Regions from separate parts of the Homo sapiens genome. Here region 1 is linked to region 2. Evidence: read pairs that join two places in POLR2A ChIA-PET (ENCODE). Cell type or tissue: A673. All regions are shown on one strand. Each heading gives the region's core, and the rest is flanking DNA. Links, peaks and the distances in the headings are about the cores only.

What was found. ChIA-PET counts read pairs that join two places held together with the same protein. Peaks named below come from ENCODE experiments on the same cell type or tissue, not always from the same donor. Only the 100,000 strongest peaks of a DNase experiment are listed, where the experiment ranks them.
Region 1: POLR2A ChIA-PET joins it to region 2 with 11 read pairs; 3 of 35 experiments call an interaction of 5 or more read pairs at or near these places.

What each region holds. Positions count from the first base shown.
Region 1 is chrX:24,161,811-24,169,947 of GRCh38, forward strand. The region is part of intron 3 of ZFX (zinc finger protein X-linked); the gene reads left to right. Among named protein-coding and RNA genes, the nearest start is that of ZFX, 16 kb to the left of the region's middle. In A673, for the core only: no CTCF peak of the experiment used is centred there; no DNase peak of the experiment used is centred there.
Region 2 is chrX:23,788,988-23,797,124 of GRCh38, forward strand. No RefSeq gene overlaps it. Among named protein-coding and RNA genes, the nearest start is that of SAT1, 9.9 kb to the left of the region's middle. In A673, for the core only: no CTCF peak of the experiment used is centred there; a DNase peak (open chromatin) is centred at 4,254.

The DNA.
Region 1 (8,137 bases), core at 1,952-4,451, 370 kb after region 2:
TGCCTCAGCCTCTCGAGTAGCTGGGATTACAGGTGTGCGCCCCCATGTCTGCCTAGCTTTTGTATTTTTAGTAGAGACGGGGTTTCACCATGTTGGCCAGCCTGGTCTCGAACTCCTGACCTCAAGTGATCTACCTGCCTCAGCCTTCCAAAGTGCTGGGATTACAGGTGTGAGCCATTGCACCTGGCCCTAATGTAACATATTCAAGAGCAAGATTGCTTTCTCTATTTATTTGTCTAAAAAGGAAAAAAAAAAAAAAAAGAAATCTCTAGCTGGGCGTGGTGGCACATGCCTGTAGTCCCAGCTACTTGGAAGGCTGAGGCAGGAGAATCGCTTGAACCTGGGAGGCAGAGGTTGTGGTGAGCTGAGATCGTGCCATTGCACTCCAGCCTGGGCAACAAGAGTGAAACTCTGTCTCAAAAAACAAAAAAATCCCACACAGTAGAGTTTTTAATTACTCTTATCAGTGGGATTTTTTCATTCTTAGGTGTTTACATGAGAAAGCTTTTGTCTTCAAGTATATTAATTTTGTACCAGCACACCTTATGAATTCATACCGATAATAGTTTTTCAGTTGATTCTCTTGTATTTCCTAGATATAGCATATGCAAATAAGTTTAATTTCCTTCAAGTAATAATTATATCTTCTATTTCATCATCTTACCTAATTACACTGGCTGGCATTTGTCACACAATCCTATAATAATAGTATTAATGGCCATTCTTAATTTTGACTTTAGAGAGAATACTTCTAATGTTTTACCTTAGGTTTAATAGATGTCTTTTTGTTATAAAGTGATAACTGACATCATTCTCATATCCCAAAACACATGTTCTGACATGAACTGGTTTAAGATTGCATATACTTGAGTATTTTTTAAACAGCTTTATTGAGATAAAGCTATTATTAAATCTACCCTTTAAAATGTACATTTCAGTGGTTTTTTAGTAGATTCAGAGTTCTGTAACTATTATCACTAATTAGAACATTTTCGTCACCCCAAAAAGAAACCCTACACCTACTGGTAATCACTCTCCTCTCCCCGCTTCCTTCATCCCCTAGCAACCACTAATCTACCTTCTGTCTGTGTGGATTTGCTTGTTCCTGACGTTTCATATAAATGGAATCCTATAACGTGGTCTTTCGTGTCTGGCTCCTTTCACTTAGCATATTGTTTTCAAGGTCATCCATGTTTTAGCGTGTATCCTATTTATTTAATTTGTTAACTGTTAAAATATCTATCCCAATTTGACTCAAAAGTTTGCTTTAAATCAAAAGTAGGCGTTCAGTTTCAACTTTTCAGCATCTGTTGAGAATATCAGGCGTTTTTTTTTTTGACCTATTAATTTGGGCCATTATTTGGCTCCATCCTTGAATTCTAGAGTACCCATACTGTGCCAAGGTCTGTGGTGTGTGTGTGTGTGTGTGTACATGTACATGGATGTGCTTTTTTTTTTTTTTTTTTTTTTACATGACGGATCATATTTGCGGATACTTGACTTGGGATTCATAATTAACCAAGTTTGTAATTTGGTTAAATTATTTTTGTTAGGTTTTTTTTTTTTTTTTTTTTTTTTTTTTTTTGATACAGAGTCTCACTCTGTCGCCCAGGCTGGAGTGCAATGGCGCGATCTTGGCTCACTGCAACCTCTGCCTCCTGGGTTCAAGTGATTCTCGTGCCTCAGCCTCCTGAGTAGCTGGGACTACAGGCGCGAGCAACCACGCCCAGCTAAGTTTTGTATTTTTGGTAGAGATGGGGTTTCACCATGTTGGCCAGGCTGGTCTCGAACTCCTGACCTCAGGTGATCCACCCACCTCAGCCTTCCAAAGTGCTGGGATTACAGGCATTAGTCACCATGCCCGGCCGCCTAGCTAATTTTTAAAATTATTTTGTCAAGATGGAGTCTAGCTATTTTGTCCAGGCTGGTCTTGAACTCCTTGCTGCAAGTGATCTCCTGCCTTGGCTTCCCAAAGCGCTGGGATTACGGGTGTGAGCCACTGTGCCCAGGCCCCCTCTTTTAAAAAAAAGAAAAAAAAAAAAAAAAAAATTCATTACGATCGGGTTTTCTTTTATTGAGTTAATGCTGGTAATTTACATTTTCCGTCACTGTGCTAGTGTAGAATTCTAGACCATTTTCATACAAGTTGTTTTCTTTTTTTCTGTTTTTTTTTTTTCTTATTTCAAATTGTATATGTTTGTGCTTTCTCCCAGTTTCTTCCCCTCTTTTAGATTATTATCTTGTATTTTATTGTCTTCCCAACCCCCTGGAAAAAGCTTGGTTTGGAGATTTTTTTGGGGTAAAAATTAGCTGGCTCCCTAGCTTTGCTCCAGAGAATGGTCATGAAATTAATGGTTGCTGATACTCAACCTGGAGCATGCCTGTTGTTGGTCTTTTGAGAAGCAGGCGTATTTCAAACCTGCCCCTGCATTGCCCAGCTTGTTCTTTTCTTTTATTATTTTTTTAATGATTAAAGGATTTATTAAATTCCATGTGCAAAACACATTGCTGATTGCATTAGCAAAAGATCAATGTAAAAATACCCCACAATTCTGGAACTGTCCATTTAAAATATTTGTTCTAGTTGTTGAAAGGCCCAGTGTTATATTCTTGCCAGTGCTTAAGGTATACAGAGAATACTGTAAGTGTTAACACTGAGTTTACAGAACCTCATAGGCCGAAAGTAATGTATTTAGGAAAAGCAATAATAGTAAGTATGCATTCATGTAGGTGAGATATAGTATGGTCAATATGGGTCAAATTACAGCGTTGGTGATCAGTGACAAGGGAGTTGGCAAGACAATTATGTTAAGAAAGATCATAGTTTAAGAATATTTAGGGCTGGGCACGGTGCCTCACACCTGTAATCCCAGCACTTTGGGAGGCTGAGGCGGGTGGATCACCTGAGGTCAGGAGTTCGAAACCAGCCTGGCCAACGTGGTGAAACCCTGTCTCTACTAGTAAAAAATACAAAAAATTAGCCAGGCGTGGTGGTGCATGCCTGTAAATGCCAGCTACTTTTGGGAGGCTGAGGTAGGAGAATTGCTTGAACCTGGGAGGCAGAGATTGTAGTGAGCTGAGATGGCGATGTTGCACTCCAGCCTGGGCAACAAGAGTGAAACTCCGTCTGAAAAAAAAAAAAAAAATTTAGAGTGTTTTGAAAACTGTAAACCTGCAAGGCATGATTTTTACAACTAGTTACCAGAAAATGAAGGAAAGCACATAATTAGCTTGAATAAAGTAACATGAAAGCGAGACTGCACTAATTTAAAAAAACCCCAAATCCTAATACAGTATCAGAAAAATATTTTCTTTTCTTTCTTTTTTTTGAGACGGAGTCTCGCTCTATCACCAGGCTGGAGTGCAGTGGCATGAATTTGGCTCACTGCAACCTTTGCCTCCTGAGTTCAAGCAGTTCCCCTGCCTCAGCCTCCTGAGTAGCTGGGACTACAGGCACGTGCCACCACGCCTGGCTAATTTTTTGTATTGTAGTAGAGACAGGGTTTCACTATCTTGGCCAGGATGTTCTCGATCTCCTGACCTTGTGATCCGCCAGCCTCGGCCTCCCAAAGTGCTGGGATTATAGGCGTGAGCCACCACGCCCGGCCAGAAAGATTTTCTAATACAAGGAGACATATTGCTCATTGAGAAGGGGTTTGATAAGAAAACTTACTAAGTTAACAACTATGTTAATGACTAGTTCAGAGATAAATTAAATGCCCAATTTTGGGAAAGGTAGCAGGTGCAAGAAAAAGGAAATGTATAAGAAAACAGTTTCTGATACTTAAACCTTTCTTCATCATGTACTGCATTTGACAGAAATTAACCTTTTAAAAATTTTACCTAGGATGGTTTTATTTCATTTATTCCATGTACAATGTAGTCTAAATCTCCACTTGATACCATGTCAGAATCCTGTCTTCATCCTTTGATTACATCAAGTGTTTCTCACACTGCTCGAACTAAGTCTGCAACTAAAGGTAGAATACTTCAGTAGAGGAAACGTGAATAGAATTTCTTTTCAGAATTTCAGCAAAAACTAATAAGCTATTTTAAAGTTTTTCACTATGAAATAAAAGAGTGATCCAAAGAGTTGAGTTGTTTTACTCATTCCATTATGATATATGGTAGAATGTTATGGAATGAACATGGATATTGCTAAATTATTGAATGCATTAAATGGCAGTACTTTATTAAGGAGGCTGTACTGCTTTAAATATCTGAAAACTAGTTAGAATGTGTGCATTTCCTCACATCAAGCTAAGCCTTAAAAACAAAAGCATTTAAAACTAGTGTTTGTAGCTCATTGGTACAAGTAGGTTCAGAGAGTATTGTGTCAACTCTTAATCTGAGCAGGAATAGAAGCTTTGAGAAAATAGGCTTTAAGAAGGTTTGTCATTTTACAGCCAAGTTTTAATAGATTGTGAAAGTTTGGACTCTTAGATTTTAAACAAACAAAACCTTGAAATTACTGATTGGCTCAGCGTGGTTTTATGGAAAAACTAATACAAAAACTTGGCCTTGACTATTTGAGCAAAGCCTACAAAAGTTCCAGATGGGACAGGGCAAGGAAGGATGGGGCTCTATTTACAACAGCAGATATTTTCTTTTCCTCTTCTTGACGTGGAGTAGGCAGGGCTATTTGAAAATAAAATATTCTTTTCTTAGAGAATGGAACTTGAATTACAGTTATTAGATTAATATCGATTATATACATTTTCTCTTTTCCTTTTAGACTAGTTGATCTGTTAAGTGTTGATAGTTGTTGTAACCTTCCACTACTATTGATTTTTTTTATTACTGTCTCATAGGTTCTTTTGCTTTTTTTATATTTACATATTTCCATGCTGTTTTATTTGGCACATAAAAATGCATAATGACTTCAAATTCAACATAGACTAGAGAACACACACACTTATTTTTTCTTCCTTCTAAAATCACATAAAGAATATAAAAACAAATCCAGAGAAACAAGAAAACCTCAGTGGTATGAATCAGAATATGATGAATTTTTGGTTGAATAAAGCAATTGGAAATCAATTAATGTCAAAACCCAAGAGAGCTTAGTGAACGTGTGACCTTATTCAGAAAGTAGAAGGGACCAGCCAAGAATTGGCATCCTGCAGTACCACCAACATCAAAAGCAGGGAGGCACTTGGAGATAGAACAAGCCATGAGTACAGCCAGATAATTAAAGCCATGGAAAGCTAAGCCATTTACCTATTAGTATAGGTGCCCGCAATGGTTTTCCTGCTGGGATAATGCCCAAAATTCAGCTCTCTGAATTGCTTGTTTGTCCATAGGAAATTCCAAAGTGAGTGCTGTATAGCAAGAAAGATAGGGGCAGTAGTTTAGGTAGCTTGTGGCTATCCTGAAGGATATTGAACCTCCAGCACCTGGAAGATGGGATACTCTTCCACCATTAAAGGAGAACCTGGCTGGTTACATGGCTCCTTTCTCGCCTATGGACTCATTCTAGATAGGACTTCTGTGATCTGAATTTAAGTTTATTGTTGGGCAAACAGGAATTATCACTTGGGCTGAAGAAGTTCACCCCAGCAGTCAGAATATAACTCTAGTCTGGACCCTCATCTACAAGTAGGAATAGACAACCAGGAAGAACCATGCTTTTCAGGAAAACCAGCAGTTTAAAAGAGAGGCACCAAATTCAACTAACTGAATAATGAAACACCAGAGGAGACAGTTTATATAGGGTACAGAATGAACTTTAAATCCACAGAGAGATTTGGGAAGATACCGTGTCCACCCAAAAAAGAAAAGATTGCTATGGAAAAGAAACTATTAGAATTAAAATATGAACTTTTAAAGAAAAATTCAGTAGATGGGGTGGAGATCAAATTAGCTAGCTTAGAAGAAAGAATTCAGGGATTCTCTGAGAGTGTAGTAGAAAGACAAAATCTGAGAGAAAAGTTAAAGCAATATAGAAGCTAGATTTAGTAGCCTTTTTACATCCTGTAATAAATGCTAGTAAGAATGAACAGAGAAAATGGAGGAAAGTATAGAAACAACAAGAAACTTTCCTAAGTTCAAGAAGGGCTTAAGTCTTTTGATTGAAAGGCCCCACATGGTCTGCATGTGAGAAGAGAACTTGTTAGAGTGGTAGCAGTGATAATAAAGAGGAAGTGATAAGTATAAGAGTTACTGGCTTTGAGATGAATTTAATTTAAGGGCTGATAGAGTCAGAGAAGAGAAATATGACTCCAGATTTGAAAATGAGATATCTGGAGAAATGATGGCTAACATTGAACAACATGGGGGAAAAATTAGGAAAGAAATGCAGCTTAAGAGAGAAGATATTAATTAGGCCTTAAATATAAGTTTTCACCAGTTCTGATTTCCCTCTAAGACAAATTGTTATAGACACATTTGCCTTTGTTTGCCTTTCCTGCAGCTTAAGCATTCCTTCTACCATGTATAATAAAATTTAGTTCTCTGAGTGTGACTTAGTGAGAAGAATTAGAGTTGAGTCATAGAATTAACAGGCAGTGAGGTTTTGGGAGACCTAAAGCAGAAAAGTGATTTTTATATGCATATTAGCTGCAAAAAGCAAAGTGAATAAATAAGAATCCTGTTAACTTGCCCAAGAGGGAGATCACAGAAGTATCTAAGCATCAAAATATATAAAACAAATAAATTATATCTGTGATCCCTAATTTAAGATAGATAAAATGCCATTGCTATACCTGTTAACTTTTATTGCTTTATTATATATTTTATTTATAATTACCTTCTTCTAGGATGATATTGCTTTAAAGAATGGAAGGACATTTTTGTGAATTTCCTGGGTTCTCCTAGCCCATTATTTCCCTCAAAACTATATGTTTTTCTTTTCTTTCTTTCTTTTTTTTTTTTTTTTTTTACTTTCTGTCCTCACAGTCTGTTCCCAAAAACTATGTTTTTCCACTGTGAATTATTTTCAGGATCATGATTCTCGTAACTGGGAAGGGAATATCTTACTGAGTTTGAGGTGTTAGTAGAGTCCCAGAAATACCTTGAGGGCGTTTGATAGTAAGACTAAATGTTAGTACTTGTTCACCCAAATTCTGAGATTCTTGGTTCTCTGAACCATCCTACTTATTTGTCTTTAGGTTCAACTGATCTCTGGGCTTGGTTTGTACTACAAAGGCATGGACACCGCCAGTTACATTATCACGTACCTTCTTCCACCCTTCGTTTATCATATCTGAGAACTCCTCTGAGTAGGTTCTGTTCTGAGAACAGTTTCATTCTGATTGTCAAAGGGAGTTAGTATTCTAACTCCAGAGGGGTTACAAAGTTGAGGTATAGTCATCTCTGTTTAGAATGTTTGAATTTTTGTAATGACAAAACCGAAGGGAAAATGACCAGGCAAAACAATAGTTTGTTGAATAATTACTGCTCACTTAAGATGAGATGAGCGGGCACCCCCATGTAGGCCAGAATATCTATTAGGAAATGCACGTGATGTAAAAGGATGGGAAGAAAGCAAATCAGTCTGTTAATGGTAGCTTGGGTTAATACTGCAGAGCCTTTGAGTATTGAGGAACTGCTGAAGTGTTCAGAGCAGGGAAGTAGTATGATCAAAGCAGTGCTTCAGGAGGGTTAATTTGCCTACAGATTGCAGAAATGCCTCAATACTTGGCACCAGCCCTTACGTGTAGTTTTAGGGTTTCTAGTCATTTGTTGTGGGAGTGGCAGAAAGGAGCAAGGCCAGTCCAGAGGCTATTTTCATCCCCCAGGGATCAGGAAATATGAAGCTGAGTGGGAATGCTAACTAGGAATTAAAAAAAAAAAAAAAAGATTCTTGAGAAGTTGAGAATTGACAAGATCTGGCAATCTGACTGTGAGCAGAGAAGAAGAAAAAGGCCATAGTGGTCATATCAGGAGAAGGCTGGGTTTTATCCGGATGAGAATATTCAACAGTCTGTTGGACATGTTAGGATGATTGTAGGAATCATTGTTGTGGAAATAGTAGTTGAAACCATGGGAATAAAGAGAAAGCAGAAGAGGAGAGGGTTGAGCACACACCTGGGCTGAGCCGCAGTAAGGGGTGAGGGGAGGGTGAGCAGCCAGCAGTTAAGAAGAGGGAAGAGAACTAGAAGTCACTTAAAGCAACAGAGGAAGGAGAGCACTTCAC
Region 2 (8,137 bases), core at 2,929-5,428:
TTAATTTTTATTTGTTTTTAGTTGTTTTCTTTTTTTTTTTTTTCTTGAGACAGGTTCTCACTCCATTGCCCAGGCTGGAGTGCAGTGGTGCAATCACAATTTACTGCAACCTCGACCTTCTGGGCTCCAGCAATCCTCCCACCTCAGCATCCCAAGTAGCTAGACCACAGGAACGCACCACCACGCCCAGCTTTTCTTTTTTTTTTTTTTAATTTTTTGTAGAGATGAGGTCTTGCTACATCACCCAGGCTGGTCTCCAACTCCTGGCCTCAAATGATCCTCCCCCCTCAGCCTCCCAAAGAGCTGGGATTACAGGCATGAGCCTGCGCCCAGCCAGCTGTAAAATTTAGAAGCTGAAACGCCAACTGGGAGCAGTGGCTCACGCCTGTAATCCCAACACTTTGGGAGGCCAAGGCGGGCAGATCACGAGGTCAGGAGTTCGAGACCAGCATGGCCAATATAGTGAAACCCTGTCTCTACTAAAAATACAAAAAATTAGCCCGGGGTGGTGGCAGGCCCCTGTAATCCCAGCTACTCAGGAGGCTGAGGCAGGAGAATCACTTGAACCCAGGAGGTGGAGGTTGCAGTTAGCAGAGATTGCACCATTGCACTCCAGCCTGGGCAACAGTGTGAGACTCTGTCTCAAAAAAAAAAAAAAAAAGAAGAAGCTGAAACACCACAGCATTAGCCCACTACTAGCTCAACTCAATTACAAAGAGACCTCTTTAAAAACTGAACTATAAAGCAAATCTATAAAGTTTGAAGTCACCAGGCAAGTAAGAAAACATGTTACGGGGAAATTATCTGAAAAGAAACAACAAACAATGATAAACATGGAAAACCAGAGTCCAAGATCATCAACCGCTTAGATTCCACACAGTAGTCTTTCTAGGGAAAGAAAGTAGAGTCTTTTTTACAGAAATGCTGAAGAAGCAATTCAGAAGAAACCTAATGATTTATTAATGCCTTCGACCCACTCTACCCCTTCCTGTGAGTCTCCTTTCCACTGGGGACCCAGCAGGGCCTAGAATGGATGATGCTCATCACGGTTCACTGAAGCAGGTGGCTGCTCACCAGCAACTGATGGAACTGCCAGGCCCTGGGAAACCAGCCACCTTCTCCTGCTAGGAGTGAAGCAACTTCCTCACTGACTGTGACAGCCATGGCCTTCCTCTGAGTCTGCAGGTGACCATGTCTGCTCCTAGAATTCTATTTCCTTGACTGGTGCCATGTTTGTTTGTTTGTTTGTTTGTTTTGAGACAGAGTTTCGCTTTTGTTGCTCAGGCTGGAGTGCAGTGGCGCGATCTCGGCTCACGTGAACCCGGGAGGTGGAGGTTGCAGTGAGCCGCGATCACGCCACTGCATTCCAGCCTGAGCGACAGGGCAAGATTACGTCTCAAAAAAAAAAAAAAAAAAGAAAAAGAAAAAAACTAGTGATAAGAGCTAACATTTATTAAGCACTAATCAGGAACCAGGCTTTCAGTTTAGCACTTTGTATACATTATTATCTCATCTAATTCTCACAACGACTGTATGAGATTGGTACAATTATAAGTTTCTTTTTACAATGAGAAACTAAACCTAAGAGAAGTTAAGTTGCCCAAGGCCACACAACTAGACCTGGGAATCAAGCTCCAAACCAATTTCTCAAACCCCTGGGGCTTCCTGCCATAGTCTCACAGGACCTCACAGTTTCTATAAGAATGATTGAATATGGTGTTTCTGTGTGATTCTACTGCAAAGAATAATCAGTATAAGCATTTTCTGGATAATCAAAAGCAGTGATTCTCAGTATGGGCTACACATTAGAATGGCCTAGAAAGCACTGTAAAAATACTAATGCCCCATCCTGAGAGAGATTTCTTTTTTTTTTTTTTTTGAGATGGAGTCTCACTCTGTCCCCCAGGCTGGAGTGTAGTGGCGTGATCTTGGCTCACTGCAAGCTCCGCCTCCCGGGTTCACGCCATTCTCCTGCCTCAGCCTCCCGAGTAGCTGGGACTACAGGCGCCCACCACCACACCTGGCTAATTTTTTGTATTTTTAGTAGAGACGAGGTTTCACCGTGTTAGCCAGGATGGTCTTGATCTCCTGACCTCGTGATCCGCCCGTCTCGGCCTCCCAAAGTGCTGAGATTACAGGCATGAGCCACCGCGCCCGGCCCAAGAGATTTCTAATTTACTTCTGTTTTTATGCATATACCAAAGTGATGCCAGGGGCCCAGTGCAGCAGCTCACGCCTGTCATCCCAGCACTTTGGGAGGCCGAGACAGATAGATCACTTGAGGTTGGGAGTTCAAGACCAGCCTGGCCAACATGGTGAAATCCTGCCTCTACAAAAAATACAAAAATTAGCCAGGCGTGGTGGCATGCACCTGTAAACCCAGCTACTTGGGAGGCTGAGACATGAGAATCGCTTGAACCTGGGAGGTGGAATTTGCAGTGAGCCGAGATCACACCACGCACTCCCAGCCTGGGCAACAGAGTGAGACTCTGTCTCCAAAAAAAAAAAAAAAAAAAAGTGATGTCAGGGTTGAGACCCACTGATATCTGGATAAGCAGCTTGCAGCTTATAACTGAATCTTAGTCACAATTGTTAGTACAACCATTTCAGTTTGTGTTTATGCTGTTCACCTTGGCTCTTGCCAAGCAAAACCAAGTGAAGTCATATCACAGTGCCTAAAGACGAACCTTCTCAAAAGTTTTTGGAAAACAAGGCAGAATTGTCATCTCACTCCATACAGTGCTGAAATCAAAGAATATCCACCCAAGCAGTCAGTACCATGTTCCTTTGCAAGCAGCAACTTCATTACAGAAAAACATCTTCCATCGCATTAAATCAGCATTGTTCATGTGAATGTTATTAGTTTGGTAATTTTGTTTGTATTATATTTATAAATGGATACTGGTTTTACAGTTATAGAGGAGCAGTAAACACAAAATATTCACATCTAGTGTATAATTATAGTAATAAAAATAATTTCAAACACCACTGAGGGTCTGTGAGAATTTTTTTTTTTTCTATTTTTTTGAGACAGAGTCTTGCTCTGTCGCCCAGGCTGGAGTGCAGTGGTGCGATCTCCGCTCACTGCAACCTCCAACTCCCTGGTTCAAGCGATTCCCCTGCCTCAGCCTCCCGAGTAGCTGGGATTACAGGCATACGCCACCACGCCTGGCTAATTTTTTTGTATTTTTAGTAGAGATGGGGTTTCACCATGTTGGCCAGACTAGTCTCAAACTCCTGACCTCAGGCAATCTGCCCGCCTCAGCCTCCCAAAGTGCTGGGATTACAGGCGTGAGCCACCGTGCCCGGCCGGATAATTCTTTTTCTTTTAAAAGGAGTCTGTGTTACTCAAGTTTGAAAAATCCTGCTATGACCAGTATACAATACTGCCTGCTTTTGTTAGGTTAAAAAAAAAGTGCCAAAGGCATTAGAGATAAGACTTGATCAGATTCAAGTTTGAGTTTTGGGCAAGAATATTTCATAGGTGATGTTTTTCCCCTCAAGAAGCAAATAATGCCTGGTCTTCTCTGTGCTGCTAGCCGTTGTTAATAGCAATACTCAGGTCTGCTGATTCATTAGGACTTGCAAAATGGTGACATTCTATCATTCCTTCTTTATTTATCACCTAGAATACTTCTATAAAGAGAACTTCCACCCAGGTGCTGTGGCTCACACCTGTAATCCTAGCACTTTGGGAGGCCGAGGTGGGAGGGTCATTTGAGCCCAGGAGTTCAAGACCGGCCTGAGCAACATAATGAGACCCCGTCTCTATAAAAAATAATTATTATTATTAAAATAAGATAACTTTCCCCCATCTTACATTTTGTTACCTTGAGGTACACAGTTCACCCAGAAGAGGCAGAATAAATGCTTAATTACTCCCTTTTATTTACTAGTTTTCAAAAGAATGAATTTAGTGCCCCCCAGCATCTTCCAATTAGGCTTTTTTCCTTTCAAGTAGCATTATTATGTTTTAAAATAATATACAGATGGGGTTTCACCAAGTTGCCTATGCTGGTCTTGGACTCCTGAGCTCAAGCAATTCTCTCGCCTCAGCCTCCCAAAGTGCTGGGATTCCAGGCATGAGCCACCGCGCCCAGCCTGAAGTATCATTATTAACTCAAGGACTCTTAGCATTTCCTGTGTCTTAATTACTTGCCATTTTTTTCTTATTGAAGCTCAGATTTCCCTAATTGTCCAGTGAAAGCTTCTTCAAGTTGGCTCCAGAATTGAGTCCTTTGGACTCGACCCCAGAAGCCTTTGTTAACTTCTTCCCTTTTAAGTTGTCCCAGGCTCATCTAGTACATTTCCTCCCCCAGACCTGACATCAATGGCTAGGTAATTCTGAGCTTCAGCGGTTCCCAGGGGAAACAACATTTATTGGGAGCAGGTGGTGTTCACAGTTCTCTGTTTTGATAATAACACAGGCACAGCAGGGAGATCCTTTTAAAAGTGGGGCTTGAGAGTGGCGGCATTCACTCCAGGCTTTCCTGAGGAAGTGTTCCACCAGCTGTGGGCCAACACTGTCTTCTTCCACCTCAGTGTTTGTTTATACTGCTTTCTTTTATCCAGTGAATCAATAACAACAGCAACAATAAAAATGGCTTCAAAACAGCTACATCCACAACAACAAATCTGTTTGCAGAGACGTGGTCCAGAGGCAGTTTGGGTCTGGTGAACACTTGACTTGGAGTCAGAGGAAATTGAATTAGATTCTGGCTTTTCTTCATTTATGAGAATAAAAACAAACTTCATCTTTTTTTTAATTTATTTTTTATTTTTTGAGACGGAGTCTCACTCTGTCGCCCAGGCTGGAGTGCAGTGGCGCGATCTCGGCTCACTGCAAGCTCCACCTCCCGGGTTCACGCCATTCTCCTGCCTCAGCCTCCCAAGTAGCTGGGACTACATGCGCCCGCCACCACACCCGGCTAATGTTTTGTAGTTTTAGTAGGGATGGGGTTTCACTGTGTTAGCCAGGATGGTCTCGATCTCCTGACCTCGTGATGTGCCCGCCTCAGCCTCCCAAAGTGCTGGGATTTTTTTTTTTTTTTTTTTTTTTGAGACAGAGTCTCACTCTGTCACCCAGGATGGAGTGCAATGGCGTGATCTCGGCTCACTGTAACCTCTGCCTCCTGGGTTCAAGCGATTCTCCTGTCTCAGCCTCCTGAGTAGCTGGGATTACAGACATGTGCCACCATGCCTAACTACTTTTTTTGTATTTTTAGTAAAGACAGGGTTTCGCCATGTTGGCCAGACTGGTCTCAAACTCCTGACCTCAGGTGATCCACCCACCTCGGCCTCCCAAAGTGCTGGGATTACAGGCGTGAGCCACTGTGCCTGGCAGATATACATTATTAATATATTCTATGTGACATATTTATAGTAACACTACACTGAGCATCTACTATGTGCCAGACATTGTGGTTTTATTTCATGAATGCCCATAACAATATTGTAGGGTATTCCAGTGGTATGCTAGTAAGTCAGCTGGAGGTGGGGTATCCTTGATTTGTAGAACTGGCTGATTTCCATGGTGTGAATACATCCGCTAAGGGTGTACCAAAGGTTTTAGCAACTGGCTGACAAAATTCCTGAATATTTAACAATAGGTTCTCCCAAGCCAGAAGGAGCAGGTTGCAGCACACCACTGGATCAGGCCCATCTTATTTTATTGCATTTTATTTTATTGAGACAGGGTCTTGTTCTCTCACCCAGGCTGCAATGCAGTGGTGTGATCGCAGCTCACTGCAGCCTCAACCTCCCAGGCTCAATTAATCTTCTCACCTTAGTCTCCTGAGTAGCTGAAACCACAAGTGCATGCCACCAAACTCCTGGCTAATTTTTGTATTTTTTTGGCAGAGACGGGTCTTGCCATGTTGCCCAGGCTGGTCTTAAACTCCTGGGCTCAAGTGATCCACTGGCCTCGGCCTCCCAAAGTGCTGGGATTAAGGGCGTGAGCCACCATGCCCAGCACAAATCAATTTATTTTATGTCATACAACCAGGAGGCAACAGGATTGAGATCTGAACTGGGTAGCCGGGTTGCACATATACCTCACGAACTACAACTCATGGTCTAGTCTCACTAACCATTCATGGTAGTGTTTCCTCATTAAACACTGGTGGTGCTTTAGGGCTAAGACTGTTTCTTTGAAACCTGGAAAAGGTCTTGCCTGTGCTTAGATTCGGTGTCGAGGAACAGGGAGAATGCAGTCTTCCTGTCCACTGTTCCCTGTCTCAACACGTCTCTGCCAGCTCTGCAAGAAAATTCGACACTTCCACAAAAGACCAGTGAAGGAAGCCAACATGTTTCACCCCAAAACATACTTCTTTGACGTATTTCAAGATGGCTATTCAGAAGGGCTGGAAATACGAGAATAGCTGCAAAGCTGCCTTTTGTGGAGCTTTGTATGTGTAGAGAAAATCCGCATTGATGCAGCCCTGCTTTCTCGGAGGCCCTCCCTTGTCCGGATCTAGGAAAGATTGACTGAGAGTCTGACGCCTTTGGAGGCCTTTGGAGGCCTGAAAAAGGGCTACCACTTGTGAGGTTTGATCTACATAACAAGACCCACTTTGCTAGCCAGGCCTCCTCTTCTCCCCCTAAACAGGTTAGAAGAGGACTTCTCCTCCAACCTGTTTTGCCAGGATCCAAGCCCCATTCTTTTATTTTTATTTATTAATTTTATTTTGAGACGGAGTCTAGCTCTGTCGCCAGGCTGGAGTGCAGTGGCGTGATCTCGGCTCACTGCAGCCTCCACCTCCCAGGTTCAAGCGATTCTCCTGCCTCAGTCTCCCGAGTAGCTGGGATTACAGGTGCCCGCCACCACACCCAGCTACCAAGCCCCATTCTTTCTGTAACCTCAAGATGGTATATAAACCTCTGTACCCCCTGGAGGATGGGTTGCAGTAATCACTCTGTGATTTCCCTCCGTGAACATTGATAAATTTGTATGCCATTTCTTCTACTAATCTGCCTTTTGTCAGTTGATATTCCAGTGAACCGTCAGAAGGCGAAGGGAAAGATTTCCCTTGGCCTCCACAGCAGATTTGAGGCAAGGCAAGTGTTTGAGACGGAGTTTCGCTCTTGTTGCCCAGGCTGGAGTGCAATGGCGCAATCTCGGCTCATGGCAACCTCCGCCTCCCGGGTTCAAGCCATTCTCCTGCCTCAGCCTCCGGAGTAGCTGGGATTACAGGCATGCACCACCTCGCCCGGCTAATTTTGTATTTTTAGTAGAGATGGGGTTTCTCCATGTTGGTCAGGCTGGTCTCGAACTCCTGGCCTCAAGTGACCCAACCTGCCTTGGCCTCCCAAAATGCTGGGATTACAGGCATGAGCCACCATGCCTGGCCAAATTACGTTTGAGTTCTGTTGCTAGAAACAAAAATGTGCTCTCCTGAATTTTCCACACAGGCCTCCAAGGAGTTAAAAGACAAAAATCATTTTCCAGTTTCTCTGGCTTCAAGCCTGATTCCCAGACGGGATCCAACACTAATCGCCATCCAAATGCCTGTCAGCAAGATAGTCATGATGTACTCTGGCATATAGTACTGAGGCAGTCTTGGGCAATGTTGTTATAGAATTATGTTATAATTATACTCGGCCTTGTTTCCTGCACATCTCACAGATGCTTATCCACCAACGGAGTGTTAGCTGACAATCATTCCAAACAAGCCCAGACAAAAGGAATAATAGCGGTAACCTGAGGAACTTCGGAAGAAATACACAGCTAAGGTCTGAGAATGTTTGGCCAGTTCAATAGCCTCTTACGGGCAAGTCCAATGTCAGGCGGCATTTCTACCTTCTCCTGTTCTGCCTTTGACCTCTTCACGCTCTCTTGTCCTGTCCAGAACACTGTCACTTAAACTCCTCTGTTTTTTTTTTCTTTTTTTTTGAGACAGGGTCTTGTTCTGTCGCCCAGGCTAGAGTGCAGTGGCACAATCACAGGTTACTGCAGCCTTGAGCTCCCAGGCTCAAGTGATCCTCCCACCTCAGCCTCTGGAGTAGCTGGGATTACAGGCACATGCTACCACACCTGACTAATTTTTGTAAAGATGAAGTCTAAGTCTCACCATGTTGGCCAGGATGGTCTCAAACTCCTGGCCTCAAGTGATCCACCTGCCTCAGCCTCCCAAGGTGC